Regions from separate parts of the Homo sapiens genome. Here all the other regions are linked to region 2. The links are chromatin loops, found by intact Hi-C in ENCODE. Cell type or tissue: endothelial cell of umbilical vein. All regions are shown on one strand. Links, peaks and the distances in the headings refer to the core of each region. The heading gives the core; the rest is flanking DNA.

Region 1 (10,739 bases), core at 1,548-9,547, 230 kb before region 2:
CTCTATGCTAATTTAGAATGTGTGTCTATGTTTGGTATGCGGCCAAGAGACTGGATCTTGCCTCTCCCCCTGATTACTCTGCAATAAAAGACAAAGAGAATATTTAAACATTTGTTGACACGTTTTTCAGACACGTCAGGTTCATACTGAAAAAGTAATTAGATTTCTCCAATTTGACTCAGCAGATTCTTCCATTCATTTGGCATAGATGACATACTCAGTTTTGATCACAAGTGTGTACTCCAATACATGCGTGGATGAAACAATGCCTATTGCAAGCAATGTCCTGCTATGGGAGGTAAAAGGAATGCAAAATAAACAGGAAGAAGTCCCAGGCTGTCAGGTTTTTATGGAGAAAAGTTAGAGGACTCTAGGCAGCCAGAGCTAAAGGCTTCAGTGAGGATTTGGGAAAGGGGCCAAGTAAAGTCAATTTTAGATCAGTAAGAAATAAGAAGTAACATTTACTGAACCCTTGCTACCTGCCAGACGCTATAGTAAACACTTTGCCTGTATGACCCTGTTTAGTGTTTACAACCCCCATAAGGTCTGTACAGTCATCATTACCATTTCACACGTGAGGAGACCGAGGTTTAGAGAGGTTACCCAAGGTCACTCTGAATGGTGAAACTAAGTCTCAAACCCAAGCCCCTCTGACTCATAATCTATGCACAAAGTTAAAAAGAATCTAAATATGCAAAAGAACATTGAATCAATCAAGGTAGGTCAGGTTATGCTGTGATAACAAATAACCCCCGAATCTCAGTTACACAAAACAACAAAAGTTTTATTCTCTGCATATACTACATGTCTGATAGGAGTCAGCAGGGCTCTTCTTATGGTGATGGTTCTGGGAGCCAGGCTGGTGGAGATTCCTTCCTGATACCTCCTGCCACCATCAAGGCTGCGAGGGAAGAGAATGCTAGATGATGTCTTGCTGGCCATGAAATGCTCCAGCCAGAAGTGACGTGCATCCTTCTCCTCACAGCCTGTTGGTCAGAACTGGTCAGATAGCCTCACTTTATGGAAAAAGACTTGAAGAATAATCCTCCATGTGCCTAGATGGAAGGGAAAGCCAGATATGGGTGGACAATAAAAGCTTCTACTGAAAACGTATAATTATAGCTTGCTTTGGCTTGAATAAGCAAGAAAGAAGTAGCCATTGAGAGAGAATAAAGAGATAAGACTTCTGGAGAAAGGTCAGTTTTGAGCCAAGTCTTGGATATACAGCATTCATCAACCTAGAATTACTGTCAGACGTGATGTTTCAAATATGCCCAAGAGGCAATGATAGCTCCTTCTCTTTTCCTCCCTTCCCCATTCTCTGCATACTTTAGATGAAATATTCAGTGAGGTGGGCGGGGGATTAAATTAGATTAAATGGAAAGTAGAAATGGAGATTAGACATGCTCTCCTGCCACCTAAGTATTACATGAATATATTTGAAAGATAAAACTCTCTTTTTCCATAGTTTATGGAATACGAGGGAATTTGAAAGGCTGGGGAAAGACAGCAGCCCATGGAACACAGACCACTGCAGCAGCAGAGCTCAGAGGATGCCTGTACACTGCAGGGGCTGATTCTGAGTTTGAATCAAGAGTATCTGGGCTCCTACTAGTGCTTCTCAATGAGGGTGCTGTTAGCATTTTTGATGGGACGGTGTTTCATTGTGATGGACTGTGGGATGCTTTAGCATTCCTCATCCTTGCTTTCTAAATACCATTAGCCTTTCTGGTCATTGTGATGACCAATAAATAACAGCCTCTATACTTATTTCTAAGGTTGGTACCACCTTGGTTGAGAACTCCTGACTAAAAGAAGGCAGGGCAGAGCAGGGTATGCCATTGATGTTGATTCCTAGCATCCAAGAACCACATCTGGGCATTTGTCTGAAGGAAGAAATTGGGAAGCTTCCATGATAAAAGCTCCAGTGGAAATTGTAGACCTTGGGAATGAATATGCTAAACTGAGGTTCTCAACCAAGGGCCAGATCACAACTTCAGAGGCCTGAGGCAGACGTGTATTTTGGAAAAGCTTCCCAGGTGATTCTGATTCAGGTCCCTCCCTCAGTGAGTCATAAGACTGAACAGGAAGACAAGAAAAGTTGCCCCATAATGATGGCTCATGGTTATGGCCTTATGATGAGGATATAGCTGAGGCAGCACACACCTTGGAGCTGGGCTATAGGCAGAGCTCTTATTTTAGATGGTGGCAGAAGAAACCACACACAATATGAAGGCAGAAGAGCAAAGGTCACTGAGAGGCCATGTTTTGCCCTTCAGTGTTGCCAGGTCCTGCTGTGTGTACATATACATTTAAGCCATGTTGTTTACTAGCCAGGACACTCCTTTGCTTCCTTTCTCATAAGTCTCCCTACATGAAATGTGCCTCATGGGAATGCTTAACACAGGGCTTAAGAAGGCCACCTTCGGAATCAGGCATCTGCAGCTTTAAATATCAGCTCAATGCTTCAGCAAGCATTGTGACCTTGGGCAAATTATTTAGCCTCTCCGAACTTCAGTATTGTTAATAAAATAGGCATTAAAATGTCTGCCTCACAAAAGTGTTGTAAAGATTAAAACCTTTAATTAACCATTTGGCACATGAGTGCTGAGACGATAGATGGTGATGGTGATGGTTATGGTGGTGGAGGTGGACGTGATGATAAAGATGATGGTGATGGTAGTGGTGATGGTGACAGTGATAGTGGTGATTATGGCAATGTTGATAGTTGTGATGAAGATGATGATGGTGATAAGGATAATGGTGATGGTGGTGGTGGTGATAGTGATAGTGATGATGATAATGGTAGTAGTGATGATAGTGATGGTGGTGGTAGTGATGATGGTGATGGTGATATGGTGGTGGTGGTGGAGGTGGAGATGATGATGATGATGATGATGATGGCAGTGGTCATGGTGGTGGTGGTGTTAGTGCAGAAACAGAATATGGTCCTCTAACAAAAGATGCCTCCATAGATTCCAAGCAGTACTGCCTGGCTAGGATAAGGAATATATCAGTTCAATATTTATCAAGCTGTGCTAGAGTTCTGGAATCAAAAAATGCCTAAAACAAGTGCCAAGTCTCAAGGAGCTCAAAGTTTTGTAGAAGACATGGGGAAACAGTGAAATAATTTAATTTTGGTTGAGATGAGAGGGACTTAGGAGGCTTCATAGAGGAGGTGACTTTGGATCTGGAACTTGGAAGTTGATCAGGATTTTGTCAGGTGACAAAGTAAAGAAAAAGGCAACATTTAGGAAAGCAAACTAACACATACTCTTTGTAATATGAGTGTGACAGGGAAATAATCTGGAAAGAGTTTGGATTTTATTCCATCAGGAATAGGTTATGAGATTAAAGGTTTCTAAGGACAAAAGTGTCAAGCTTATGTATGTGTTTTAGAAATACATATCTATCATCTATGTTTGCAGTGAGGATGAAGGAAAAAAATAATAAATGAGACTGGGGGCTCTTTTGTATTAAGGATCAGCAGGATTGGATGAGCCACTGGCTGTGAGTGAATGGGAGAGGAAAGGGTTGCAACAGTAAGGAGCAGGCATCAGAAGGAAAGAGAAGTTGGTGTGGACATGCTGAGTCTGAACATGTAGGGCATGTGCATGGAGATGTTGAGTAGGCAGTTGGCTTGATACCCTGGAGCTGAAAATAAAAACTTGAGTGTTGTAAGCCCAAGGGTAATAGTTGAAAATGCAGGTATGGATAATAAATAATATCAAGATAATATCAGGATTTTTAAATGCCCAGAAGAGGTGGAGTTTGAAGAGGAAGATGGCCAAAGTCCAACCCAAAGGAATTGCTAACAGGAATTGTCTGGGCAAGAGAAGAAATTACACTAAACAGAGCTGAGAAGAAGCAGAACAGTCAGAGAACCAGCAAAGAATTGTATTAGTGAGGCAAGGAGGGACAGAATTTCAATGGGGGGAAGGGGTGATCATTCAGATGCTTTCTCCTGAAATCATCTCCTCCTCAATTTATGGTCTTGGTGAATGGTGGCCCTATAAGTCCAGCTGCTTAAGCCAGAGATATGAGAGTAATCTCTTGTTCACACTCAAGTCTGATGATATCCACTGCCATATCTCTCCCAGGTTGACCTTGTACTCTACCTTGTCATTGTCTTAGCTCAGGCATTCACCATTTTCACCCAGTTATTGGTCTCTTTGCTTCATTTCTTTACCCCTCTCCCCACCTTGTATTCTTGACAATCAATTCTAAAATTGATCTTTTTAGAACACAAATCTGATGTCGATACTATCTTCCCTCTCACCTCTTACCCCTTAGACATTTCCGAAGCTCTTTCAGGATAAAGTGTAAACTCTTCAGCAAAGTATGCAAGACCCTTATTGCTCAGGTCACTATGCATTTCCAAAACTTCATATCTTACCATATCCCACATCTTTTTAATTTTCAAAAAACTGTACTGCATAGTTCCCCAAACTAACCCATGCCCTCTCTTGCCTTTGGCTCTAATGCCCTTCACCACCACACCCATCTTTACCTAGGTGATGCCTGCCCATTTATCCTTTGAGACGATTACTAGTGCATGGTCCCCTTCTATTACTAGTTGCGGGCTCCCTGTGGTAAGAAAAAAAATAATAATAAGAACAACCACTTTTCTATGTTATTTCTTCATTCAAAGTTCCTTCCTTATTCAGAATCTCCTAACCCCATAACAACTCATATTGCATGACAAGCAGTGGAGTGGTCCATTTTCAAGAGATGGAGAGGAAAAACCCTTAGTGTTTGTCCTATGGGGTTTCATCCAGTGACCTGACCTGTTTTTCCCCTGATGCTTAATGATATGCAGCCCTAATTAATAAATACCTGTAGAGACCTCCTGGAAGATGGCTTTCCCAACATCTTGATTGCAAAAGGATTATGATCAGAATCATAGTCAGCCTACCATCGCTCTTGACGTTAAAAATAATGCAGATTCCAGGTCTGCAGAAATTATATAGTAAATAAGAATTCTATAGCAAATAAGAGAAAAGTGAAGACTCCTAACTGTAACTTTAGACCAGTCACAATAATAAACAATATAAGGTAAAATGAAACTTCAGATGCTATTAGACAACACTAAGCATAAATAACCGTTAAAGTTCATTGTTAACAGAGTGACCAAACATCCTAATTTGCCCAGGACAGGCCTGGTCTATGCTTGTTGTCCCAGCATAATTATGAATGTCTTCTTCTTTTACTCTCAAAAGTTTCTCAGTTTGGATTTTAAATTATATGGTCATCCTGATTATTAACTATTGTAAAAGACAATATCAAAAGGAAAGGGGATTGAAGGTCAAACAGGTAAAGCAACTTGCACACTTTGTTCCATTAAAATGGGCAGCCATTTCAGCACTCCTGCTTCCATTTAAGTGCTCTAATTTTAAGTCTTTTCTGGAATCCTCACTCCCAAATTCCCGTAACAATTAGCGGAAGTTCTTTAATACCTCTCACTATCTTAGCACCTAACACTCTGAACTGTAATTGTACATTTCCTGACCCTTCCATGGGGAGGCAGTGTTGCCTAATGGTTAAGAGCACAGGGTTAAACCCAGAAAGACTTTATGAGCATAGCGTTTGGACAAGCATGGACTTCAACATGGACTCTAAGTCTAGACCACCTGGGTTCAAATCTCAGCCCTACCACATACTAGCTGTATGTCCTTGAGTAAGCTACTTAACCTCTCTATGAATTCAGTCTCCTCATCTGGAAAAAGGGAGATAATAATAGTATGTGTCACATAAGGTTGTGCTCAGAACAGCGTTGGCCACACTGGAAATGCTAGCTGTTATTATTAAGTGGCAATGAATGTAAAGTGCCCAGCACAATGCCTGCTGCTTAGTCAGTACTCAGTAAATGTGAAGTGTCATAATTATTCATCTTTATATAGACTACAAAGGACCAACCAGGCACTCAAATATCAGTTTGCTGATCAATATGTGCATACTATAAGTAGGTCCAGCAAGATGAGAACTGAAAACAAGCCATATACTTTAGCAGAAATAAGGGCATTGGTGACTTTTGGAAGTGCTGTTTTGGGGCATCATAAGAGCAGAAACTAAAAATTAATGAGCTGAGGGGCTTAATGGGAGATGAGAAAGCAAGTTTATGACTTCAGAAAAAGATCTGGAGCATCTGGAGCATAAACAGTTAGCTTCTCCCTCATTCCTTTCCCCTCTATCATCTAAAACTGTCCCATCTCCCAAAAGAAAAAGCCTGAAGAAAGTGTCTAGGAGACGCTGCATCGGGTCCAGAGACTAAGGGCGTTGACACTGACATGCAACACATGCGTTAGAAATTCACTAGAAATAAAGCAGACGGACTGAGTATGAAAGAGGTCAAGCCAGGGTCTACTTTCAACTCTGTTGCCAAATTGTAAAAAAATATGGAGAGAAAGATCAGTGAGGAGCCCCTAGAATAATCCCAGATCTGGAAGTGAGTTTGCAGTCGAGTGGGGACCTGAGAGAGATGAGAACCATCCCCTTGGAGCCCTGTTGCTGTTGGGCATCAGCATCATGCAGTGGCAGCTGCTCTGTGGGGGTCAAAGGGGAAACCAAGCCACAAGAGATGCCTATGAAAACCAGGCACCTCCATGACTGTGATCCTGTCCAGCGCTGCTGAGTCCTCCCGCCAGATCGCGCGCCTCCAGGGAAACGGCAGAGTTTTGTGTTTAATTATGTGGATGTACTGGGGATCAAGATGAGGCCAGGTATAGCACAATGCGAACCTGAAGTAGAGGCCAGGCCAAAGCATCCCCTACATATGGCAAGCTGGAATGATGTAACTGTGTCCAAAACAAGCAAACAAACCTTGCAAAGGTGAAGTTCCTTTGTGGAAATGACTGGGGTTGATTCCATTCCCCACTCTCCCCTAACTGATGGAACAACAACATGATCTTACTTTAGCCATCAAGACTAACTCCTTTTCACCAGATTAATTCCTTAGAGAAGTTTATAAGTGTGAGATGATGCAAGTGTGTGTGTGTGTGTGTATGTGTGTGTGTGTGTGTGTAAGCTATTTTGGAAGCAAATGCCAAGCCAAGTTATACCTTTCCACATTCAAGGATGAAAATAGGGCCTACAAAAGTTTAGCACCTTAAGATAAGTGATTAAACAAAATTCCTGAGGTGGAAGAATAATATATTCATGGAAAGCATTTTCAGTAGCAAAAAAAAAAAAAAGGTCAATTGTGGCACCATATGACTTCAATTAAGTTAAATAAAACAGTAAATTTGTGAAACAGGAGAAAAAATATGAAGTGAGAAGGGACTTAGAACGGTTAAGGAAATATAAAATAATATGGAAAAATTTAAAGTCACCAAAGAAGCAGTAAAGAGCAGAACAGACAATGCAGAAAATGAAATAAATGATGCAGGCATGTTTAAGGAATTCTCATAATTTCAGGAGGAAAACACAGCTAGAGGAAAGTGATGAATGATAAAATGATAAATAATGAATGAAAAAAATAGCTATTCAAAGGACCAAATAACTTTTCATTGCTAAAGTATAGTCTAGAAGAAACTTTCAATGCTTTAATAGAAGAAAACTCTTCTGACTTAAGAAAAATTTGAAAATGCAGATTAAGTAGGCTCACCAAGTGATAATCTCAATTAATTATTCATTAAAAAACACTAATATTTAAACATTTCCTGGTGACAATCTTTAAAAGACAAAAGAAGAACTTTATAAGTGGGAAGAAAACACATGGTACCTGCGAAGGCTCTGAACATTAAATGGTGAATTTTGATTGACACAATTAATCTTTTATGATGGATAAAATTTTTGATGAAGAAATTCTGATGGATTTATGAACTAAAATGTTATACCTAGCCAAGATATCACTTACACATGAAAAAAAATAAAAAAGCATTTTCAGATACATATGGATTCTTTCTGAAAGGGGAATGGGATAATTTTCTTCAGGAAATTATCTGAAATGTGAATCAAAGTTTAAAAATATAAAATATAATAGTTATTACACAAAAGAAGTGGAAATGACCATTGAATCAATTTTAGCAAATATATGTCTAAATAGTATTTTCAATAAATTTTGACATAATATTGCATCAACAGACAAAACCAGTCTGTCGTGAGAAAGGAACAAGCTGAAAATAAGAAGCTTTGGGGGAAAAAAATACACTGTTTCTGAATATTCAAATCCATTAGAAATAATGACCACCACATTGAATATTGCAAAAAAGTAGATTCAGTTCATCAGAGGACAGTTTGAGAAAATTCCTCAGAACTTAAGCTGAAAGGATGCAGAGATTAAAATTATGAGAAAAGAGGCTGGGTGCGATGGCTCTCACCTGTAATCCCAGCACTTTGGAAGGCCAAGACGGGCAGATTACTTGAGGTCAGGAGTTCGAGACCAGCCTGGGCAACATGTTGAGACCCCCCCCCCTCCATCTCTACTAAAAATACAAAAATAATTAGCCAGGCGTGGTGGCGCGTGCCTGCTGTCCCAGCTACTCAGGAGGCCGAGGCACAAGAATTGCTTGAACCCAGGAGGCAGAGATTGCAGTGAGCCAAGTTCACACCACTACACTTCGGCCAGGGCAACAGAGCAAGACCCTGTCTCAAATAAAATAAAATAATGAGTAAAGAGAAAAGTAGGTCAAAGACTAGATCCAGGATATCTAATATCTAATATATATATATATTAGATATATATAGATATAGATATATACACAATAACAATTCTGGGGACAGAGAACACTTATAAGAGATACAATAAAAAATAATAATAAAGGAAGATAATTTTCCTGAGCTGCAGAAAGATTGGAGTCTTTAGATTTGGAAGATTTAGGTAAAATACTCAGCCTAATTAGTTTTTTTAAATGGTCTACAACTTGTACAATCTTCGATAATTTCTTAAAATATAAGAATAGAAAAGTCTACATTCTTCCAACAAAGAAAAAAAAATAGGCTCAACAAAAAGGAAAGTGAGATTCAGACTGGCGTTAGTTTTTTTACTCTACACATTAAATGTTCCAAAAAAGCTCAATAATTATAAGGTTTTGAGTGAAATGTGATTTTAAAATTCCTTAGTCAGGCTTTAAAATGATACACATTTTAAAATTGTATTACTTACTGAAAAAATTACCTAAAAATATTGACATCGGAATGGAAAATATATGTGAAAAAATATATAAGAAAAAGACATGGCATAAAAGAAACAGAAGGAATGGCTCTAGAAAAGTTAAGAAGTCAATAATAAGGCCATCAGTGAGACTTTGTAGCAAAATATAAAACTGAAAGAATGGATTGTCAATAGAGAAAATGAAAAATGTAAAATTTTTATGCGAGGTAGCAAAAATCACTCATATTACATTTACATATGCAAGAAGATGCGGTTTATTCTTAGCTCCCAAACTCCTCTTTTCTTCCAAGTCCACCTTCTGGGTAGCAAGAGGGAGGGAAATCCATAAATTTTGAATCCAAGTTGTGATAATAGTCCATTGTGGTGATTTTTTAAAATCCCTTTAGGTAAAATGCTCAGTCTTTCAAATGTTGCCTTTCCCTCACCAATAGAATCTGGGTATTTGAAGGAGATGGATTTGTCTCTGTGAAGGAGTCCTTCGATTCTGGACCAGTTGGTTTCATGGAAAGTTCTGTCACATCTTCAAGGAACAGAAAATTTCAGTACTAGTGTTAAACGCATACAGACAGCAGGAAAAAATAGTTTCTCAATTCACTTTATGAAGCTAGCATAGATCTAATAACCATATCTACCAAAGATAATACCTTCATACACAAAACTTCCCACCAACTTCTGAATAAAAACTTTAAATTTTAAATTAAATACATATTGTTAAAAAACTAACAGTATAGTAAAGGAATAATATCCTAAGACCAAGTAAAATTTATCCTAGGAATGCAACAGGGCTTCAATATTTGAGAAATGTTTAAGATAACTCCAATTTTTTTGACTGCTGAAGATAAAAACTGTATCTCAGCAGAATCTGAAAGACATCTCTGAATACTTAAGCATTCAAGGATATATTCAAAATATATTTTGAACCCTATACCCTACAGAGAATAAACTTTCCTTTCAAATGCCCATGAAATATTTATTAGGTCACAAAGAATGCCTCCATATATCTCCCAAGGCGCAATTTTTCCAGTCTGCATTATCGGCAATAAATAACAGGAAATGAATAGCAAAGTACACCAAAACTTCAGCTATCAGGAAAAAAAATACAGATTTGTATATTATCTTGTCGTGAGAAAGACATGACAGTGAATACAGAAATTTAGAAAAAAACGAGTCTGAAAGAAAGTGATTGTCTGGGACATAAGCTGGCGAACTATGGCCTGCAGCCTGTTTTTGTAAATAAAATTTTATTGTAGTACGGCCACATTCATTTTGTTCATGTACTATCAATAGCTGCTTTTGTGCTACAAAAAGCAGAGTTGAGTAGTTGCCACGGAGACCACATGGCCCCCAGAACCTGAAATATTTACTGTCTGGCCCTTCACAGAAAAAGCTTGCCCACCCCTGGACTAAGAAAACATTTGCAACCGAATATAAAATGGGCCAAAAATATTGAGACCAGGGTCAGCTTCATGGGCATGGGACCTGTGCAGTCAGCCACCCAGGGCCTCTCATTTCAAAGGGCCTGGCCCTTGGTTTAAGGGCCATCTTGCCATCTTGAATTTTGTTAAGTTTTGAACAAGAGACACTGCATTTTCATTTTACCCTAGGTTCTGCAAATTATGTAGCTTAT
Region 2 (10,739 bases), core at 1,363-9,362:
TGCTAAGAGAAAATAAGTAAAAAGTGAAAACAGAACACACAGGAAAAATATACTGCATCAGTTAGGATTGTGTTTGGCTAACGTAGCAGAAAGGCAACTAGGATTGATTTTACAAGGAGTCCAGAGATTTGCAGCAACCCAAGAACCAGACAGTGTTGTGGACAGTGCTGCAATAAATACCTTTCTATGTACATCTCAAAATCTTTGTATTGCTTCTGCATTTCTGATACAACTCACTTTATCCCTCCTAGCAGTTTTAATTCAGCTCCTCCATTTATTTTGTAGGTAGAAGAGCATCTCCTTCTAGTTCCTGAATTTCTTTGTAAGATCTCATTGAGCCTTGAATACATCTTAATTGGAATAAAACCATCCACAAACAGAAAGTCATGCCACAAGTCTTTTCTAAGTTTTCATTAGTATTTGCTTTTTAATAGGTATGGGTATGAACACATTTTAAAATTATATCTTTAATAATTGTGTTTTGGGGGTTATTTTGAGACAGGATCTTACTCTGTCACCCAGGCTGGAGTGCAGTGATGCAATCATGGTTTACTGCAGCCTCAAACCCCTAGGCTCAAGCAATTCTCCCGCTTCACCTTCCCAAGTAGCTGGGACTATGGGCATATGCCACCACACCTGGCTAGTGTGTGTGTGTGTGTGTGTGTGTGTGTGTGTGTGTGTGTGGATTTTTTGTTTGTTTATTTTTAGAGATAGGGTCTCACTGTGTTGCCCAGGCTGGTCTCAAACTCCTGGCCTCAAGTGATCCTCCTGCCTCAGACTCCCAATCGTAAATGGTTTTGAGATAATGGGTTAGAAATTTGAAAAGAAACAGGAAAAGCTGGAGCCCTACCTCACTCCTTACACCAAAATAAATTCTAACTGAATTTAAGTGTAACAAATAAAGCTAGAAAAGTACTAGAATTGTGAAAAAAGTTTTCTGTGTGGTATAAAGAATGTTAAAATCCTACATATTGTTTGCATGATCAATCAACTTTGTCATGAAATTGCTTGAAATAACCCTGAGTAATGATCCAATGCATTAAGTTGAACAAAGGAACCATTAATAACGGGAATAAGATCATTTATCAGGTGCTAACTGTGAACATGAATTTGAGATCCACCGTTTTTCACTAATCTGTCTTCAGATAAATCTGTTTTGTGGAGTATCACTTAGATACAAAACAATCAGAATAATACTTTGTCCATCTAAATACATTATAAACCAGGTGTCACTTAACAGTTACTATATATTTGGTATAAGGTTATAGAGTTGGCGTATGCCAAACATGATTTTTATTCTCTTTACAACTGTATTGTAATTTTTATGCTGACTACAATTGTATTGTGTTCTTTTCAATCACCACACCCCATCCCAAGTTATCATATCTAAACAAATTAGAAGCCTTATGATTCCACCACTGTAATCTTTTATTCCTTTCTCTTTTTTTCCTCAAAATTCAAGTAGTCACTAAGTTATAAAGATTCTTCCTTCTCTACTTAAGTTGGGACATTTTAGTTTTTGGAGTTTGAAAGTATGCATCTCCTTTACTTGGTTTTAAGTGCCATTTCGCAGTGTACTTATAAAGCAATTGCTGAGCTAACACAATTTTCTCTGAGTCACTTGAGAGCTGAAAGCAAGATTCTGTTAAAAGATATTCAGTTAATTGTGCACATTCAGTACTTTAGCCAGCATCTTTAGTTGGGACTTCTTTGTAAACATTAAAATAGATGCAACTCATAAAATACATTTTCCTTTGGGTAGTTAAGTAGTTTACATTCTTACAAAGGATTTTTAAAGTACAAGAAATGCTGGTTGTGAGGGCTGAGTGCAGAAAACATTTCACTTTCTTCTGAAAAAGAAGTTGTAAGACAAGAGAACTGTCAACCACCTATGATGAGTCCCTTCCAAAAATGTGCACCCCCAAGAGTAGCCAGGAAACCCTATACAGCCCTAACTTCACATTTTTTTAAAATACAAGCACTGTGTGACATTCGCTTCCCTGTGAATCCCACCCCAACTTTGCAGGATACAGAGTCCATGTCTTTTTGCTTAGTTTTACTCTTAACATTATTTACAGGACGCCTGTAAATGTAAAAGACTTGTGTGAAATTAATGATAATCTGCGTTTCCAGCCAAGCTCCTGTGGAGATAAATATTCCATGCAAACCCAAAGTGTGGTTCATAAATGAGATGAGGCAGAAGCATCCACATTGATCTGACATTGCAGGAAGGGGCTTCTCCTGGCTGGGGTGGACTCTGTTCAATTCCTCTTCTTCTAAATGGTGGCCAAGATGGTGGGTCTCAAACCTCAGGTGAATAAACCCATCCCTAAGGGGAGTAATGTAGGTCCCAGTCTTCTCTCCAGGAAGAGAAATACTTTTTCCTACTTCAAATGGGCATTGTAAGCATTTGCCACAAATAATCCTTTCTGATGCCATACACTAGATTGCCTTCCCCACTCTGGGCAGAATTGGGTGTTTATGAGCATTTCTGGCCATTGTCAGTGCCTGTGTTATATTTGACCCCAGTGATGTAATCACTACAAGAAATAAGACTGCAAAGCTCCAGGAGATTTTGATTCCACCTCCAATACTTGTCAGACACTTTCACTTGCCCCATGAAAGCTACCTCAGCAAATGCTCACTCTCAACAGGCCCTGGCCACTCTACATGTTACTTCTGTGACTGTTGGTTTTCAGTGCATTCTGATGTTTAGATCGGCGTTTTTATAGGCTCCTTCAATATTTGCTTTTATGAGATCCTTAAAAGAGAATTATCTCTGTTTAATCTTGGACCATTAGTAAAAACGAAAAGTGATCCTATCACTATGTCTTAGTGTGATTAGTTTTTTTAAAAAATTTAACTTCCTTAGCAATTTAGCAATAGGGAGGAAAAAAGCAACATCATTAACCTGATAAAGTGTATCTACCACGAACCTACAGGAAATATACTTAACATAAAATATTTTTAAATATTACCTTTACAATCAAAAAGAAAAAGATTCCAACCATCAGTGTTATTGTCCACCTTTGGTCCTAGCCAGTGCAATAAAACAAATGAAAGGAAAAAGTAATTATAATTATCAGGAAGAAAAAACTGATTTGAATATAATTTACTATCTAAAAATTCCATGGAATCAACTTAAAAATTATTAGAACTAATAAGAGTTGTCCAGGTACATGGAAAACACTATCAATGATCAGTTAGGAAACAAGTTATTCATTCATTCATAATAGAAAAAATTATATATATATGTGTGCATGTGTGTGTATAAATTAACCAGAAATTAACTATAAATAAACCTAACAAAAAATGTGCAAAACTTATGGAAAGACAACTATAAAACTTTAATGAAATATTCTTAATGGAGAACTATACTACATTCTTGAATGGAAAGAGTTAATATTGAAAAGAATTCAGTTCTCTCTCAATCTACAAACTCAACTCGTGCCAATTAAAAAAAAAACTAGTAAGATGTCTACTTTCAAATGCTGATTCTAAGTTTTAATTAGAAAAGAAAATGGACAACTATAGTTAATATATGATGATAGAACAGTTTTCAGAAACAGACCTGTAAATAAATGGAAGTTTAGTTTATCATAATAATAGCATTTCCAAAACTAATTCTTTAATAAACGACTAAGTAGTTGGGAAAAACAAGATGAAATTCCTATCTCTGCTACATACAAAAATAAATTCCAAATGGATTAAATAAAAGCAAATGCATGCCAAGTTTTCTTGCTTCTAATTAACAGTGACAGTATCCCTTAGTAACACTGCCTTATGAATGGAAGTTTCTTATAATCTTGCCAATCAGAGAGATCTCATCTCCCAGAAAAGAGTGGAGAGAGAAATAGAAGGGCTGAAAGGAGTTGTCTTCTCTCTAATTAAGGCAGGAATAAGGAGAAAAAAAGAAAAAGGGTCCTTCCGCTGCCCATACTCTGATACTACAGTAGAACATATATTATTGTAACCTCTCCACTAACAATCTCATGCGTAGGGTGCCTCTCACATAGTAATCAGTGAAAAAACTATTAATAGTTATAAGTAATGAGTAAATAAACTTATAAATGAAGAATCTCAATGTTTCTAAATGCTTAAGCAAATCAACAATAGACATGGAAGCTATGTATGGGACAATGTTTTCTTTCAGGAGCCAAAGGTAATAAACAAATTCCCATTTTCCTATTGCCTTTGTGGAAATATTCAAAGTGCTGACTCTCACTGGGTGGTATTGAATGAATTCCTCTGAAAATTCATTAACTTTGTCAATTTACTGGATTACTTTTCAACGCATGCACATTCTTCCACAATCTATGTCTGTTGAGGTTAAGTCCTTTTTGCATTTGGCTTGAGAGGAAAAATAAGAATCGATGCCAAGAACTTGGGGTAGGTGCCAGAAGAAAAAACAGTGCCAGCCCTGGCAGTCGTCAGAAGACTGAACTCCAGTTTGTCTCATCCGTTTATCAAGTGTTCTGTCACAGGACCGGATCCCCTGCCATTCTTTGAATGCGTAGAGCAAGACTCAATGGTTGGGTCATGGCTCACTGAGGAAACAGTAAGATTCCAGAATCAAGAGTCAGGCTGTTGTGATAACTATTAATGCGTCATAAACAAGGCAGCTGTTGATCTGTAGATTTATGTTCTGATATTTCACAACTGCCAGAAAGGGCTTTGTTCAGTCTATGAGGAGGAGGTCTCCTCTCTTCTGCCCGCTAAGCATGTGATCTGTTAATTCAGTCACAACTACTGCTGGCATTACTAGTAGATTATAGAAACTGATGCTCACTTTATTTTTTCCTTCTTTTTTAATTAGTGCTTTATTTTTTGAAACAGTTTTAGGTTTACAGAAAAATTGAGGACGTAATGCAGAGTTCTTACATCCCCTATTCCCTGCACACAGTTTTTCCTGTTGCTAACATCTTCCATTGGTGTGGTACATTTGTTACAACTGATGAATCAAAACTGACACATTATTATTTACTTTTTTCTTTTTGAGACAGGGCCTTGCTCTGTCACCCACGCTGGAGTGCAGTGGCACAATCATGGCTCACTGTAACCTCAACCTCCTGGGCTCAAGCATCCTCCCACCTCAGTCTCCCAAGTAGCTAGGACTACAGGCACATACCACCGCACCTGGCTAATTTTTGTATTTTTTTGTAGAGAAGGGGTTTCACCATGTTACCCAGACTGATCTTGAACTCCTGGGCTCAAGCAATCTGCCCCCCTCAGCCTCCCAAAGTGTTGGGATTACAGGCATCAGCCACCACACCCAGCCCACATTATTATTTACCAACGTTCATAGTCTAGTACATTAGAGTTCACTCTGTGTTGTACAGTTCTGTGGGTTTTGACATACGCACACACATCCACGTATCGTACAGAATACTTCCACTGCCCTAAGTATCCCCTGCACTTCACCTATTCATCCATCCTCCTCCTCTCCCACAAACCCTGTAAACCCCTAATCTTTTTTTTTTTCAGACAAGGTCTTGCTATGTCACCCAGGCTGGAGTGCAGTGGCCCAATCATGGCTCCCTGCAGCCTCAACCTCATGGGCTTAAGCAATCCTCCCACCTCAGCCTCCCAAGGAGCTGGGGCCACAGACACACACTGCCATGCCCAGCTAATTTTTTTATTTTTATTTTTTGTAGAGACAGGATCTCACTATGTTGCCCAGACTGATTTCAAACTCCTGAGCTCAAGAGATCCTTTTGCATCGGCCTCCATGATTTTTTTTAACTTCTCCATAATTGGCGATTTCTAGAATGCCATATAGCTGGAATCATGCAGTACATAGGATTATTGGGTTGGCTTCTTTCACTTAGCAGTATGCATTTAAATTTCCTCCATGCCTTTTCATTGCTTGATATTCCATTTCTTTTTTTAATTACTGAATAATATTTAATTATCTGGATGTATCACAGCTTGTTCACCCAGCCATCTACTAAGGAGTACTAAGGCTGACTTTCTAACTGATTTGAACAGCCCATAGAGAGGAATCAGTGGGGAAATTTGTGTTTTCAATTAAGTATTCTAAGGTTTTTTATGTGTGTATAAGATACAGGTGGTGAGAGGTGAGTAATGAACGTCATTCATTCATTTTCCCAGCTCCAAAACAAAACCTCTTAAGCATTTTAATTCTTCTAGTCACTTTTATGTATATTAATTTTAACAATTAAAATTATACTATAAATACAAGTTTCTACCTTGTATTTTTTACTTAATATTATGAAAATGTATAAGGACAGTTTAGGTATTTTGCTCTGATCCCCTCTTCAAGGTATTTTCCCCTGCTACCCACCCCCAGCTACTGGGAATAGCAGCTGCTGGCAGCTCACAGCTGCATCCCTCACTAGGACTCGCTCTTGGCCTTAGCCAAGTTTATGCCCCTCCCAGGGTGGGCCCATGGCCAGTGACTGGCTAGCGCTTAATACAAAGGCTTGGACCCCTTTCCCCAAATTGGGGAATACTCAGAACAGCCATGCCAGCTCCAGAGGTCAGCTGAGGCTTCCATTGTAACTGTATCGCAAATCAGCTTCTCCTTCCACTCAATCTTTCCTTCTTTAATTCTAATCTCTTGAGAGCATTTCCTAATACAGCTCACCAACTCTGTGTCTGTTCCCAGGGATCAAATACAGTTGATATCAGAAATAGTCCTTAGAAGCAGACTCTTTCATTGAATTCTAGATCACTTACAGCAATTACTTGGGCAATGGGGACCCCATCACCTGTGGTAGGTGGGGGATGGAGAGCCCTTAGAATCCTGTTGTGGTGCAGTTATTAAAATTTTCACAGGTGGTGAGCTGGGATGGGAAACCAGTGGAGGGAGATGCACTCGCTGGTGCAATATATCTGGTATTCAAAAGGTATAAGAGATGGTAAATATAAGGGCTATGGGATTTGAGGGCCATTGCTATGACTTGATTCATTGAAGAAAGATACGACAGACTCAGTGTCATTCATCATCAATTCAAGGAAAAATAAGAAAACTAGAAGGTCTCTTGGGTAGCATTTAAGGAAACCCCAACCTGCTACAGGTAGAGGACAGCAGAGCAGAGATCCAACTAAGGACTTCATCATAACAGTAGTGGAGCTTCTGGCCGGGCGTGGTGGCTCATGCCTGTAATTTCAGCACTTTGGGAGGCTGAGGCAGGGGATCATTCGAGGTCAGGAGTTTGAGACCAGCCTGGCCAACATAGTGAAACCCCATCTCTAGCCAGGCATGGTGGTGTGCATCTGTAATCCCAGCTACTCGGGAGGCTGAGGCAGGAGAATCTCTTGAACCCGGGAGGTAGAGTTTGCAGTGAGCCGAGATCATGCCACTGCACTACAGCCTGGGAAACAGAGTGAGACTCCACCTCAAAAAAAAAAAAAAGAAAGTAGTGGAGCTTCAGAGAGGGTTGAATTCCCAACACCAGGAAGTCTCCTGTGTCAAATTCGGGGCCCTACTAAGGAAGCAGTGGGACCCTGATTCCCCTACACTTGTTGGGACTATAAAAGAAGCCCACTCCCATTTGTTAGAGGATACTGCCTCGGAAGTCTTAGCTAGAGCAATCAGACAAGAGGAAAGAAATAAAGGGCATGCAAATTAGAAAGGAAGAAATCAAATTATCCTTGTTGCAGATGATATGACCTAAAGACTCCACCAAAAAACTATTAGAGCTGATAAACAAATTCAGTAAAGTTGTAGGATACAAAATCAACATACAAAAACTCATAACATTTCTACATGTCAACAGTGAATAATCTGAAAAAGAAATCAAGAAAGTAATCCCATTTACACTAGCTACAAATAAAATATCTAGGAATTAACCAAACAAGTGAAAGATCTCTACAATGAAAACTATAAAACATTAATGAAGGAAATTAATGAAAGAAAGACAGCACCAAAAAATGGAGAGATATTCCATGTTTATGGATTGGAAGAATCAATATTGTTAAAATGTCCATGCTGCCCAACACAATCTACAGATTGAATGCAATCGCCATCAATATACCAATGACATCTTTCACAACAATAGGAAAAAAACAACCCTAACATTTATATGGAAGCACAAAAGACCCAGAATACCAAATCTCTCCAGAGCAAAAAGAACAAACCTGGAGGAATCACATTATCTGACTTCAAATTATACTATAGAGCTATAGTAACCAAAACACCATGGTACTGGCATAAAAACAGACACATAGACCAAGAAAACAGAACAGAGAACCCAGAAATAAATCCATACATCTACGGTGAACTCATTTTCAATGATAATACCAAGAACATACATTGGGGAAAGGACAGTCTTCTATAAATAGAGCTGGGGAAACTGGATTTCCATATGCAGAAGAATGAAACTAGACCTCACCATATACAAAAATCAAATCAAAATGAATTAAAGAATTTAAGTTGGCAAACTATGAAACTATGAAAGAAAACATTGGGGAAACTCTCCAGAATATTGGACTGGGCAAAGATTTCTTGAGCTATACCCTACAAGCACAGGCAACCAAAGCAAAAACAGACAAATGAGAACACATCAAGTTAAAAAGCTTCTGCAAGGCAAAGGAAACAATTAGCAAAGTGAAGAGACAATCCACAGAATGGGAGAAAATATTTGCCAACCATCCAGCTGACAAGGGATTAATAATCAGAATATATAGGCAGCTCAAACAACTCTATAGGAAAAAATCTAATAATCTAATTAAAAATGAGCAACACATCTGAATTGACACTTCCCAAAAGACACACAAATGGCAAACAGGCATATGAAAAAGTGCTCAACATCATTGATCATCAGAGAAATGCAAATCAAAACTACAATGAGATGTCATCTCACCCTAGTTAAAATGGCTTTTATCCAAAAGACAGACAACAAATGCTGCCAAGGATGTGGTAGCAATTGACATTGTTGGTGGGAATGTAAATTAGTACAACCACTATGGAGAACAGTTTGGAGGTTCCTCAAAAAACTGAAAATAGAACTATCATAAGATCCAGCCATCCCACTGCTAGGTATCTACCCAAAAGAAAGGAAATTAGTATATCAAAGAGATATGTTCACTCCCATGTTTTTGCAGCACTATTCACAATAGCCAAGATTTGGAAGCAACCTAAGTGGCCATCAACAAACAAGTGGATAAGAGAAATGTGGTACATATACACAATGAAGTACTATTCAGCCATAAAAAAGAATGAGATTCTGTCATTTGCAACAACATGGATGGAACTGGAAGTCATTATGTTAAGTGAAATAAGCCAGGCACAAAAAGACAAACTACATGTTCTCACTTATTTTGGGGAGCTAAAAACAAAAACAATTGAACTCATAGAGACAGCAGAAAGATGATTACCAGAGGCTGGGAAGGGTAGTTGGTAGGAGGGGGTAAGTGGGAAGGGTTAATGAGTATAAAAATATAGTTAGACAGAATGAATAAGATCTAATATTTGATAGCACAGCAGGGAGACTATGGTCAATAATTCATTGTACATTTTAAATAAGAGTATAATTGGATTGTATGTAACACAAAGGAATGATAAATGCTTGAGGTGATGGATACCCCATTTACCCTGATGTAATTATTACACATTATATGCCTGTATCAAAATATCTCGTGTACTTCATAAATATATGTAACTACTATGTACCCACAAAAATTAAAATTTTTTTTAAATTTAAATGTTTTTTTTAAAGATACTGCTTCCTTTTCTGTTTGAAAATCATGCAGAAACCTCAGATGAGGCAGTTGCCTTGCAGACAATGCTTGCCCCTCTTGGGATCGACCACCACCTACCATCATGACAACCAGACTGATCACAAGGTTGGAATCCCAACATGGTCCAACTGGCAAAGTGCTGCTAAAGGAAGAAAGAATCAGCACACCAGAGAAGCTTTAGGACATGGCTAGCATGTTCAAAAAGGAGCCAGGAGCATGTGCCTGGATCTGAACCCCAAGAAACCTGGATCAAGGGGGAGTAGGCAGAACATAAGGTTGAAGAAGGAGCTTGTCAATGTGGGAACACTTTCCTGAGACAAATGACTTTGCACTCTGGCAAGGACCCCGGGAGAAGGTACTAATACACCAGGATTGTTGCGGAAAGTCAGGAACCCCGAACGGAGGGACTGGCTGGAACTGAAGCAGAAGAACATAATTGTGAAGATTTCATGGACATTTAACAGTTCCCAAAATTAATACTTTTATAACTTCTTACGCCTGTCTTTACTGCAATCTCTGAACATAAATTTTGAAGATTTCATGGACATTTATCACTTCCCTAATAATACTCATAATTTCTTATGCCTGTCTTTACTTTAATCTCTTAATCTCATTATCTTTGTAAACTGAGAATGTTTGTCACCTCAGGACTGCTATTGTACAAATTGATTGTAAAACGTGTGTTTGAACAATATGAAATCAGTGCACCTAGAAAAAGAAGAGAATAACAGCGATTTTCAGGGAACAAGGGAAGATAACCATAAGGTCTGACTGCCTGCGGGGTCAGGCAGAATAGAGCCATATTTTTCTTCTTGCAGAGAGCCTATAAACGACGTGCAAGTAAGAGAGATATCGCTGAATTCTTTTCCCCGCAAGGAATACCCTGGAGAAGGAATGCATTTCTGGGGGGAGGTCTATAAACAGCCGCTCTGGGAGTGTCTGTCTTATGCAGTTGAGATAAGGACTGAAATACACCCTGGTCTCCTGCAGTACCCTCAGGCTTACTAGGATTGGGAAATTCCACCCTGGTAAAT
Region 3 (10,739 bases), core at 1,560-9,559, 210 kb before region 2:
AGAAACCAAGGACCAGGGAGGTTGACATGGCTTAATCCAGACAAGGCACCCTTCTCTGGTTGTCTCCGCTAACCCTGCTTGGCCATGGAGCCCCTCAAAGTGTGGAGCCAAGATCTTACCATCACCCAAACTCCACCAGGCAGAGGCTGGGCTGTCGTCTGTTGACAGTCACAGCCCAAGTGCCCATAACAGTGCCAGACACATAGTACATGCTCAGTCAGTATTTTTAAATAAGTGAATGAATGGGCAATTTTCATTTATTTATTCATTTTAATAAAAAGTCTAAGGCAGCTGGGACTACAGGGGGGAAATTCATTCAATAACAGTGGCTGATGCCAGTACAAGTACATCATTTCTAATCTCAGTGGGATTTTTGACATTTTGAGTCCTTTTATTTATCTTTATTCTGACCTTCTATCATTTTTCTAATAATGATTCTTATGCTTTGCTGTTTTCCTCAAGCCTTCAACCTACACCTCACACCCATTGCTGTCAGCAAATAACCTCACCTCCTACTTCACCAAGAATCCAGAGAGTAGTAGACACGAGTTCAAGTTCCAATCTACTCCTAAAAGATGCATATGTGTCCTTCCCACTAGTCTCTGAGATCCAAGTATCCCTCCCATGTAAGGCCAACCTCTCCATTTTAGTCTGACTTTATCCCATTGTCTCCAGTTTCCTCCAGGTCTTTGTTTCTGTCTTGTATTTTTCTCTACCTTTCCCCTGGCTCCTTCCCCACAGTCTACAAACACAAACTAATCTCTCCTGCCCCTTGTCCCAAAAAAAGCAATGACAGTGAAACTCTTGATCTTGTCTTCCTATAGATGGGACCCTATTTCTCTACTAGTTTCTCACTCATTTGTCTTTAAAGACTGGCCATCTCCATATCCTTACTTCTCATTCATTCCTTAACCCACTGCTGTCTGGCCCTCCTCCCCACCCTTCACCTGCTTGCTCGCCAAGGTCTCACCCAGGGATGACCCAGAGGAAAAATCCAGGAGCACTCTGCAGCCTTTAGTCCACTGGATGCAGGGGTTTCATTGGATCCAGACTTATCCTTCCTTGAAACTCTTTCCTCCACTGGCTCTCATTCTGCTTCCATCTCACTGGCCTCAGCCAGCCCTTCCCATACTAGTGTTGGTTTTGTATTTGGCTCACTTCCCTCCTCACTGCTGACACTCTCTCTGAACAACTTTGCCCACATCAGTACGCTGAGGACTTCCAAATTATGCCTCTAGCCTAGACTTATATGCCAGTTGCCTCTTGGAGACCTTTATTTTCCACATTTCAAATTTATTATTTCCAGAGCTGAACTTGACAGAAGGGGAGCAGTATATAATGTGGCAGTTAGGAGCCCAAGTTCTAGAATTAAAACACTTGACTTCAAGCCCCAGGTCTGCCACTCCCCCACTGTGTAACCTCAAGGAAATTGTTTCATCTTTCAGGGCCTCAATTTCCTTTTGTGGAAAATAGGAACTGTTAGTTTGATATGAACTATCAGGATTGGTACTATAGGTACCAGTCTCATACAGTTGTTCAAGTATAATGAGATCATACGTGCAAATCACTATGATCTCACACATGGTAAGAACTCAGTAAGGTTGGCCATTATTATATTATTATAATCATTATGATTGTTGTTATTATCATTTAGGACATGGTGTCCTGCTGCCCCAGTGCTGGGGAAGTAGTCCCAGGCAGCACGGGGTCATGGACAGAAAACTGAGATCTGTTTTAGGGACCAATATTCAATTCACCAGGTATTGCCTGAGCTCCTATCAAATATTAAACACCATGCCAAGGGCTTCCAAAGATGCATCAGGCATTTATTACCATGTGGTAATAAATGCAGACTTTATCCTGGAGACAGTAGGAGTCATTGGAAATTTTATAGCAGATAAGTGACAGGTTCTAATTTTTGTTTTAGGAAAATAATTCTGGGAGCAGTGTGAAGAGTGAATTGGAGCAAAGAACCTTCCTAGGCAAGACGCCAGCTAGGAAATTGTAGTGGTCAGACGATTGAGGCCAGGATCCTAAGCTAAGATACGGGAAGTGAGGCAGGTTTGAGAAACACTTGGGGAACTGGAACTACAAGGTTCAGAGCCCGATCAGGTGTGGGAGGTTATTGCATTGTGAAGAAATAGATTGATGCTATGACGGAAGAACAAGTTGGACACACAGAACGGCATTGCATTGCTGAATCCACTGCAGTCTGATGGTCCATCTTGCAGACTGAGAAACAAGTTCGTCCTCAGGTGAGAGTGCTTCTGTCTCCAGAGTGTGACTCTTACATTGAGAATGCTCCTGAGCACTGCCATATAAAAACCATGCCAATTTATTCATTAATAATGAGAAGTATGACTACCAAGTGGAATAGATATTCTTATGACCAGTCAGCACATTCTCTCCTTATAGGATAATCTCCTTGGGAAGCCAAGGAGAAATTAAAAGTTGATGGTGATCCCACTTTCAGATCAAAGGGAGTTTGTTATATAATGTTAATAGCTGATGGCATCAAGCTGCAACTCATCATTAGAGAATACACCAGGCTACCGTGGAAACATTATCAAATTTTACCTATCGGGATCCCCTTTTATAGACACCATACAGATTGGTCCCCTTGTTGGGACACACTTCAAACAGAACACAGGGCAACAATGAAGTTTATCATTCTTACTCGTAATCCACACTCACTAAGCAATGATATCAGGTCAGAAGCAGCCTCAGGAAGATCCAGTGTGTCTTCTCTTTGACCCACACTTCAAGTCCACTGCTGGCTAATCAACACCCGCAGCACCAGCCTAGGAGGCCCCCTGTGGGTTATGGGTCTTCAGTTCTGGCAGCCGTGATAGAAAGGGAAGGACAGGGAGGGAGCCTGAAGGGAGTGGCATGCGCAGTCTTATTGTCTGTCCTAATAGAGCTTCTTTTCCTTTCCAGCCCACAGTTGAGAATGTCCTTTATTGTTTTCTCCACCCGAGGAACAACCTTAATGAAACTGACAGAAGACAGGTAAGGATACTTCTTATCTCTGTTGTTAAAAAGTCCATCACTTCCTGAGTAGCCCTGAGATTTGTGCTCTGGTGCCAGCCTTGACCTGTTGATCACTTTAATCTAATAGTTCCTTCTTTTACCCTAAGTTTTTAACCTTACGTATGGGCACATGGGTCCTGCTGCTAGTTCACTCTTCAGTTACTTTTGATAGAATTTCCTGATATTGGTGAAATTTTATAAATGATGAAATTACATTAAGATAAATCTCACATTTGATTGTTGATTCCATCTGCTAACTTGGAGCGAAATGTTGGCAAACCATATTATTGGGGGACTATATTTTCTTTTACTTAAGTTAGACTTATTTTGGATTAAGGTTTCAGATACAAGTGCACTGTGAGACAGGTAAGAGCTTGAAATATTTACTGTTCATAATTACCCAGGAAGGGAGTAGAAAGGGAGGGCTTATGGTACCACAAAATAAAAGGAAATTTAAATAGTGTAAAAGAATGTTGTTGATACAAAGAAGTTAAACTAGGTAGATCTAGCTTAACAAAAGTATTTTAGGATTTGCCACATTTTACTTGCAGATGAAAACTAGCAATAACAGAGTCATGTCATTTATTCATAGTTAGGATGGTATACTAGAGAGTGGAGAGGATAGTCTTCCCCCATTTATGAAATTGTACACTTTTTAAATAGTGAGATGGCCCACATGAGAGAAGCACCATGGGGAACACATGTGGGATTATTGGGAGACTCATATATGGATGTGTTGGAAAAAGAAAAGGAGGAAGGGCCAGTACAGGGGGGGCAGGAAGACTTTATTCTCTAACGTTCTTATAGAAATGAATATAGGACTAACAGGACAGAGTAAAATTTTCTAGCTGAAGTCAGCAAACTTGAGCTAGTCCCTATTTTTTTTCCCATGACTTTGTTAGGATTTGTAACAGAAAGAGTGCTCTGTACCATGTAGGAGTTTTCAAATCCTGTTACTCCTTCAACCTGATCTACTATATGCATGCATTTCATTCAAAAAAACAGGAGTTTCTGATCCCTTATTAACAGAAGGAGAAACTGAGGCCATGTCACCTTCCCAAGAATAGCAAACAGAACCCAGACCAGACCCAGGCTCCACATTCTTTCCAGTTTACCTTGCTGCCTTCTGTTCAACAGAGAATCATAAAATCCAAGACACTTGTGTGACTTGCCTTCAATACTGGCCAAGGATTTTAAGAAGCTCTGAGAAGGTGTCTCTGGCCATCTCAAGACTCCTCATCTTGCTCAGTCTTTAGATGATGCCACCCCTTATGCAGAGATGTTTTTTGTTCTGCGATGGGGAGCTAAACACCCCTCTCGCCTGTTCTTCACATCCTCCTACAACCCGAGGCTTCCTAGTGCAGCTTCATGCTGTCCATGCCCCATGCATAAGAGTTTGGCCAAGAGACCAGGTTCACACATCACTTGCAGGTGCTTTGTGTGCTAATGCTCACAGCTTCTGGGAAGTTGACAGGGTCAGAGGGGTCAGGGATTTATAAACACTATCAGAATGCCAAGTCTTCCAGACCCATTGTGGTTTGTTATGCTTGTTGGAATTAGTCATCCTCTGAATCTACTGGGAATCTAATTTTTGTGTACCTTAACGTCACTACTGCTAGTTTCCTGTTCTGAAGAGAAAACAGAGGGTAGAGTCCCTGGTTTGCTGGAAGCAGCATTTTGTATGGGTCAAATGTGCATCAAACAACAGCCAAAAATGCCTTGCTGAAGGCTGTGTGGATTTCATGTGGTGACTGCTTGGCCTAGGTCAGCTGGGAAAGCACAGCATGGTTTATGGACACACCCCCAACCTCATCAGCCTATGGAAGAAATGTGGGCAAGATCTCTCTGAAACTCTTTCTCAGGAGACTGGCTAAAAGAATCAGGCTTTCAGATCTTCCAAGCTAGTACTGCTTCTGAAATATATGACTTGCAGTGTTTTAGTTGGGCACAGGAATTTGTATTTTTCTATCTCACTTGATTGTCACAATATCCCTATAAAACAGTAAAGGGTCCATTAAGATACCTGTATAATACTTGAGAGACCTTATAGAATTAAGAAAAACTTGTTCAAAAGCAAGACATGAATTGGCAAAGACTTTCATTTCAGCAAAAGTTTTGGGTAAATCAAAAGAAATAATATCAAAGATATACGGCTGATCCTTGAACAACATTTTGAACTGAATGGGTCCAATTATACACAGGTATTTTTCAACCAAATGCAGATCAAAAATACAGTATTCGCAGGATGCAAAATCCACATATATGGAGGGCTGACTTCTAGTATATGCAGGTTCTGCAGGGCTGTCTGCAGGACTTGAGTGCATGGATTTGGTATACTCAGGGATCATGAACCAATCCTCTGCCTATACCAAGGAATGACTGTATTCGCATTCAGTTCTTGGGATCAAATACACGTAGGGTAAAGCTATGAGAAGATGAAAAAATAGAATGGAAAATAAATATAATGTGTTAAGATATAGTAAAGAAACTCCAATTAGAATAATAATGCCTACGATTTGTGTCTTTTATCTGCAAGCACTTTATCCTTTTTTATTTATCCTCATATAACCATTGTTACTCTATTTTCTAATGGGAAGGAACTATGCGGTCATTTGAATCATTGTTATATATGGAATGTGTCGTTTTTCTCTGTTTTCACAGTTTCTTCTTTTTTAGTTCTTAGCAGTTTGATTATTTGTGTGGGCATGGTTTTCCTTCAGGGTACCCTATTTTGACTTTGCAGAGCTTCTTGAATCTATAAACTTGTCTGTCACCATATTTGGGGAGTTTGCAGCTACTTGAGTTGGGGGGGGAAATTCTGGACCTCATGGTAGTGTGGGTCATTTCTCTAGGTTTAAATTTTCCTCCCCAGTCCACCAGTTTTGTTTACCTTCCAGTCTACTTGGTTGCTTTTTCTGTTGTAATCAGCAGGTGATATAGGCAGTAGCAAGCATACTCTATCTTGGCTGCTGCTACTTCAATTTTACAGATAAGGACACTGAGGTTCAAAAAGTTTAGGTAACCTGCCGAGGTCAGATAGCTAGTAATCTGCCAAATTAGTATTCTGATTCTGGATTCTAAATTTGGTCCAACTCCTGTACTTTGTACTGTATCATGTTGCTCTTCCAAGATTTCCTGGCTTCATCAGTTTAAATAGTTGATAGATTGTAACAAAGTTTGCAGGTCACTTCCTTAGTATAATAGAGTATACAATGTCAATTTAAGTACTGTTAGAATAAAATGATGTTAACTACTGCATATGAGTCCCTGGATACTCCAAGGAGAGTCTTGTTCTTACATTAATTGAAATACTTCAAATGTGTCATCATTTAGAAATAAGAAATAAGACCACGTGAAGGAAGTTCAACTATTCATTTAAAAAAAAATAGATGCTCAATTTAATCAAATGCAATTTTGCCTTTTGTTAAGATGGTGATATTTTTCCTTTACCTACTAGTACACTGAATGTCATAAAAAACATTTTTAAATATTGGATCATTCTAGTATTTCTGTATACATTTGGTTATGATATATTCTTTTAATGTATATCTGAATTCTGTATTTTTAATATTATTCAGAAATTTAGCACCCCTATTTATAACTGTAATTGGGCTGCCATTGTCCTTTTTATTACTACCTTTCTTTACAGTACTTTTGATTCTTTTTTATTTAAATTAGTACTTCTTCTAGAATTTATTATGATATAAGGTACAAGGTCAACATCCAGTGTTTCTTTCCCCGATTGATTAGCCAGTTCTTCCCACACCACTGTGTAATAATCTTTTACCAACAACTTGAACAGTTAAACTCTTTGCTAGGCTTGGGTTCATTACTGGATTTTCTATTCTGTTCTGTTTTTCTGTCTGTTTCTATAGTTGGATCACATTGTTTTAATTAGTTTTAACATCTGGAGGACCAATCTATCCTCATTTCTAATCTTGGGTGAAAATCTCCTTGGTCTTTACTGGATTTTTCCAACCACATACATTTTAAATAATTTTTTATGTTCCCAGATATCCCTGGGATTTTCACTCGAACTGTGTGAAAAATACAGATTAACTCAGCAGCAATGGCGCTGCATTTTCTCTATACTTATTTTCTTATTTAGGGATATACCATGTCTCGTTTACGTCCCTCAGTACGATTTTGTTTTTTTCTTCAAATTAGTCTAATTGTCAACATTTTTTTCCCAGGCATTTTAAGTTGCCTCCATTGTGAAAGAAATGCTTTGCTGTTGTATTCTCCAAACTGTCATTCTTCACTCTTGACTGGTGAACCTATAGTTTGTGATCCATGGGCTTCTACTGAACTCCATAAAATGATTTACAAAAACGTGCATGTCAGTGGGTTTTCTGTAGAAAAGACCATGCATGCAGCCCCCATCCCCATCCCCTGCCAAAAAAAGAGCTTCAGAAACATTAGTTTTGGGGAAAACAATAGGTTTCTAACAGGTTTTTTGTTGATTTCTTTTATTTTTATTATTTTTATTTTTTTAAGAGGGAGTCTTGCTCTGTCACCCAGGTTGGAGTGCAGTGGTGCGAACTCAGCTCACTGCAACCTCCATCTCCCAAGTTCAAGCGATTCTCCTGCCTCAGCCTCCCTAGTAGCTGGGATTACAGGTGCACACCGCCATGCCAGGCTAATTTTTGCATTTTAGTAGAGACGGGGTTTCACCATGTTGGTCAGGCTGGTCTCTAACTCCTGACCTCAAATAATCCACCCACCTCGGCCTTCCAAAGTGCTGGGATTACAGGTGTGAGCCACCACATCTGCCTTCTTATCCCACCACTTTAATGAAACATTTTATTAGTTCTAATAGTTTTCCAGTTAATTTTTAAGTGGTTTTCCAATAAGGTGATTGTAGTATCTGTGATTAATTCTGTCTTCTTTTCTAATATTTATAGCTAGTATATCTTCCTGTGTATCTTCTTACATTCTAAAATTTTCAGACTTTAATTCCCAATTGGGTTTTACAATTATGCATTTTATTGGATGCTAACTTCATACATTTTATCTACTTTGTTAAGGAAGGATTCTTCAAATGCGAGATTATTAAAACTTTTTATCTGAAATAGTTGTTATATTAAATACCCTTTTGCCATATCAAAATAGTTATATCTTTCTTCTATTTCCTTTGACCTGTCTGTAAAAATTTTAAATCAAAAGCTCTCCTAATGGGCCTGGCACAATGGCTCACACCTGTAATCTCAGCACTTTGGGAAGCTGAGGTGAGAGGATCGCTTGAGCCCAGGAGTTCAAGGCCAGCCTGAGCAACATAGGGAGACCCCATCTCTACAAAAAATAAAATTAAAAATTAGCCAAGCATGTTGTCACACCCCTGTGGTCCCAGCTACTCAGGAGAATGAGGTGACAGGATCGATTGAGGCATGGGAGGTAAAGGCTGCAGTGAGCCGTAATCATGCCAATACACTCCAGCCTGGGCAACAGAGTGTGCTGTATCAAAAATAAATAAATAAATAAATAAATAAAAGATTTTCTAATGAAAAACTAACCTTACATTCCTACAATAAACTTTATCATGGTTTGCTATGTTTTTATTGTGTTTCTGGTTTGATTTAAGCTGAAAGATATTACTTATCAATATTTAATATTGAGAGTATTCTGGGGCTTTATTTCATACAATCTCTGTCAGTTTGGGAGTAAACGGATTACATGAGCTTGGAAAAATGAGTAGGCAATCTTGCTGTAAGCTGCAGAATTGCTTAACTAATAAAGAGAGCAAACGTTTGTTCAAAGTTTGATATAACTCAGAGGAAAACTATCAAAGCCTAAATTATTATTGAAGAAGCTCTTTGACAGTTACCTCAGCTTTTTGTGTTATTGCTTTTATCGTGTTTTCTAACTTGAGAAACAGTAGAAATTACCAATATGTTGACATTTTAAATTTATCACGTATCTTTTTAATTTTCAAAAGCTCTTCTGTATCTTTGGTTATATCCCTTTCCTCCAATTGTATAAAGCTATTTTCTTTTCTCTTATTTGCCCCATTCAGATTACCTAATGGTTTGTTTCTTAAATGTATTCATCAGTTCTGTTTTATATATTGTTAGATTTTATGATTCATTATTTTATCTTATTACTATTATTAGTTCCTTCCTTCTGCTTCTTATATTGCAAGTTTTTCTGGTTTCTCGAAATAAAAGATAATTGCCCGGTGTGGTGACTCACACCTATAATCCCAGGACTTTGGGAGGCTGAGGCAGGCTGATCACTTGAGGCCAGGATTTTGAGACCAGCCTGGCCAACATGGTGAAACCCCATCTCCAGTAAAAATATAAAAGTTAGCTGGGCATGTTGGTGCGCACCTGTAATCCCACCTACTTGGGAGGCGAGAATTTCTTGAACCTGGGAGGCGGAGGTTGCAGTGAGCTGAGATCGCACCACTGCACTGTAGCCTGAGCAACAGAGCAAGACTCTGTCTCAAAAAAAAAAAAGATTATTCACTATACTTTATTTCTTTCTAAATAATAAAAGCTTTAACAGTATAAATTGTACTTTAAATCTGATATGGTTGTTGAATTTTATACATTTTGACATGTCCTGTTCTTATTATTGTTAATTTTTTAATAGCTATATTTACTATTTTTGATTTAAGATGATTTAGGAAAAGTGTTTCACAATTTTCACATTTTTGTTTACCCTTTCCTCAATTTCTAGAGTCATGGAAGTTTTTAAAAATTCAATTTATATAATTTCTATTTTTTAGTTTATTAATTTTTGTTGGTGGACTACTACATGATCAAATTTTATTTAGTATCCATGGATGTTAGAAAATATGTACACTTTGATGATTAAAATTTTGTTATAAGAAACATTAATTTTTAAATATTTTATATTTTTGTTTACTTGATCTATGAAGATAGACATTTTGCATTTTCCACCATGACTGTTTTATTTTAATTTCCAACACATTGCTTTTTAATTTACATCATCTTACTTGGCTTATGTGTATTTTCATTATGGAGTGTGCATCTAATCAATATAAAATAATCTTTTTGTCACCTTTAGTGCTTTTGGCTTTATATCCTTTGTCCAAGATTAGTATTATTAAACTTGAATTTTGTTTGCACTTCCTGATATATCTTTTTCATTCATTTATTTTTTACTTTCGTTGATATTTTGTGTAATTTTTCAATGATTTGAAAAGTATAATTTCATTTGCATCCTAGTAACAGTTGCAAGTTAATTTTGCTTGCCTCGATAGTGACAAGAATTGAATAAATATCTACTGATTCTTCTTGCTGAATTTCTTTTTAAGAAATATTTGCATTGTATTTTAGAAACATATCAACAATAATTATCTAAACTTACTGTAAGATTTACGGATTTCATTGAATATATATGAATACACGCACACATTCACACACATACTTCCTTTCCAGTACTTAAGTTTTAATTATATATTTTTAATTCCTCAGTTTGCTAAGTCTTTTTTTTAGGTAAGATTTTCCTGAAGAATATGTGACTATTAAGACTTATAAGTCACCATTTATATGAGAATTTTTTTGTATTCACCTCCAGGTAAATATTTCCATTGAATATAAAGCTCTTCCATCTTAACTATCTTTCCCCTTACATTTTCTAAAGACATAGTCAACTTGCATTATTAGAAAGGAGAGATGCCAATTTAATATATCTCTTCTATGTGGGTAGCCTGTTTTCTCTTCCTGGCTGCTTATAGAACTTTT

The links. Peaks named below come from ENCODE experiments on the same cell type or tissue, not always from the same donor. Only the 100,000 strongest peaks of a DNase experiment are listed, where the experiment ranks them.
Region 1: it touches region 2 in a loop (8-fold over the local background); 1 of 110 quality-filtered maps calls a loop at or near these places.
Region 3: a loop joins it to region 2, with 16 times the contacts of the local background. A loop is called at or near these places in 1 of 110 quality-filtered maps.

Annotation. Positions count from the first base shown.
Region 1 is chr2:69,020,639-69,031,377 of GRCh38, forward strand. All of the region lies in intron 1 of ANTXR1 (ANTXR cell adhesion molecule 1), which reads left to right. Among named protein-coding and RNA genes, the nearest start is that of ANTXR1, 13 kb to the left of the region's middle. RefSeq lists an enhancer at 5,020-5,189 and a cis regulatory region at 5,105. In endothelial cell of umbilical vein, for the core only: a CTCF peak has its summit at 5,522; a DNase peak (open chromatin) is centred at 5,533; H3K27me3 peaks cover 413 bases.
Region 2 is chr2:69,249,564-69,260,302 of GRCh38, forward strand. It overlaps the pseudogene LOC100421347. Among named protein-coding and RNA genes, the nearest start is that of GFPT1, 130 kb to the right of the region's middle. In endothelial cell of umbilical vein, for the core only: no CTCF peak of the experiment used is centred there; a DNase peak (open chromatin) is centred at 4,478; H3K27ac peaks cover 3,345 bases.
Region 3 is chr2:69,041,805-69,052,543 of GRCh38, forward strand. ANTXR1 (ANTXR cell adhesion molecule 1) reads left to right here. Exons shown (of 18, transcript NM_032208.3): 3 at 2,938-3,009. Among named protein-coding and RNA genes, the nearest start is that of ANTXR1, 34 kb to the left of the region's middle. In endothelial cell of umbilical vein, for the core only: no CTCF peak of the experiment used is centred there; a DNase peak (open chromatin) is centred at 4,617; H3K27ac peaks cover 1,216 bases.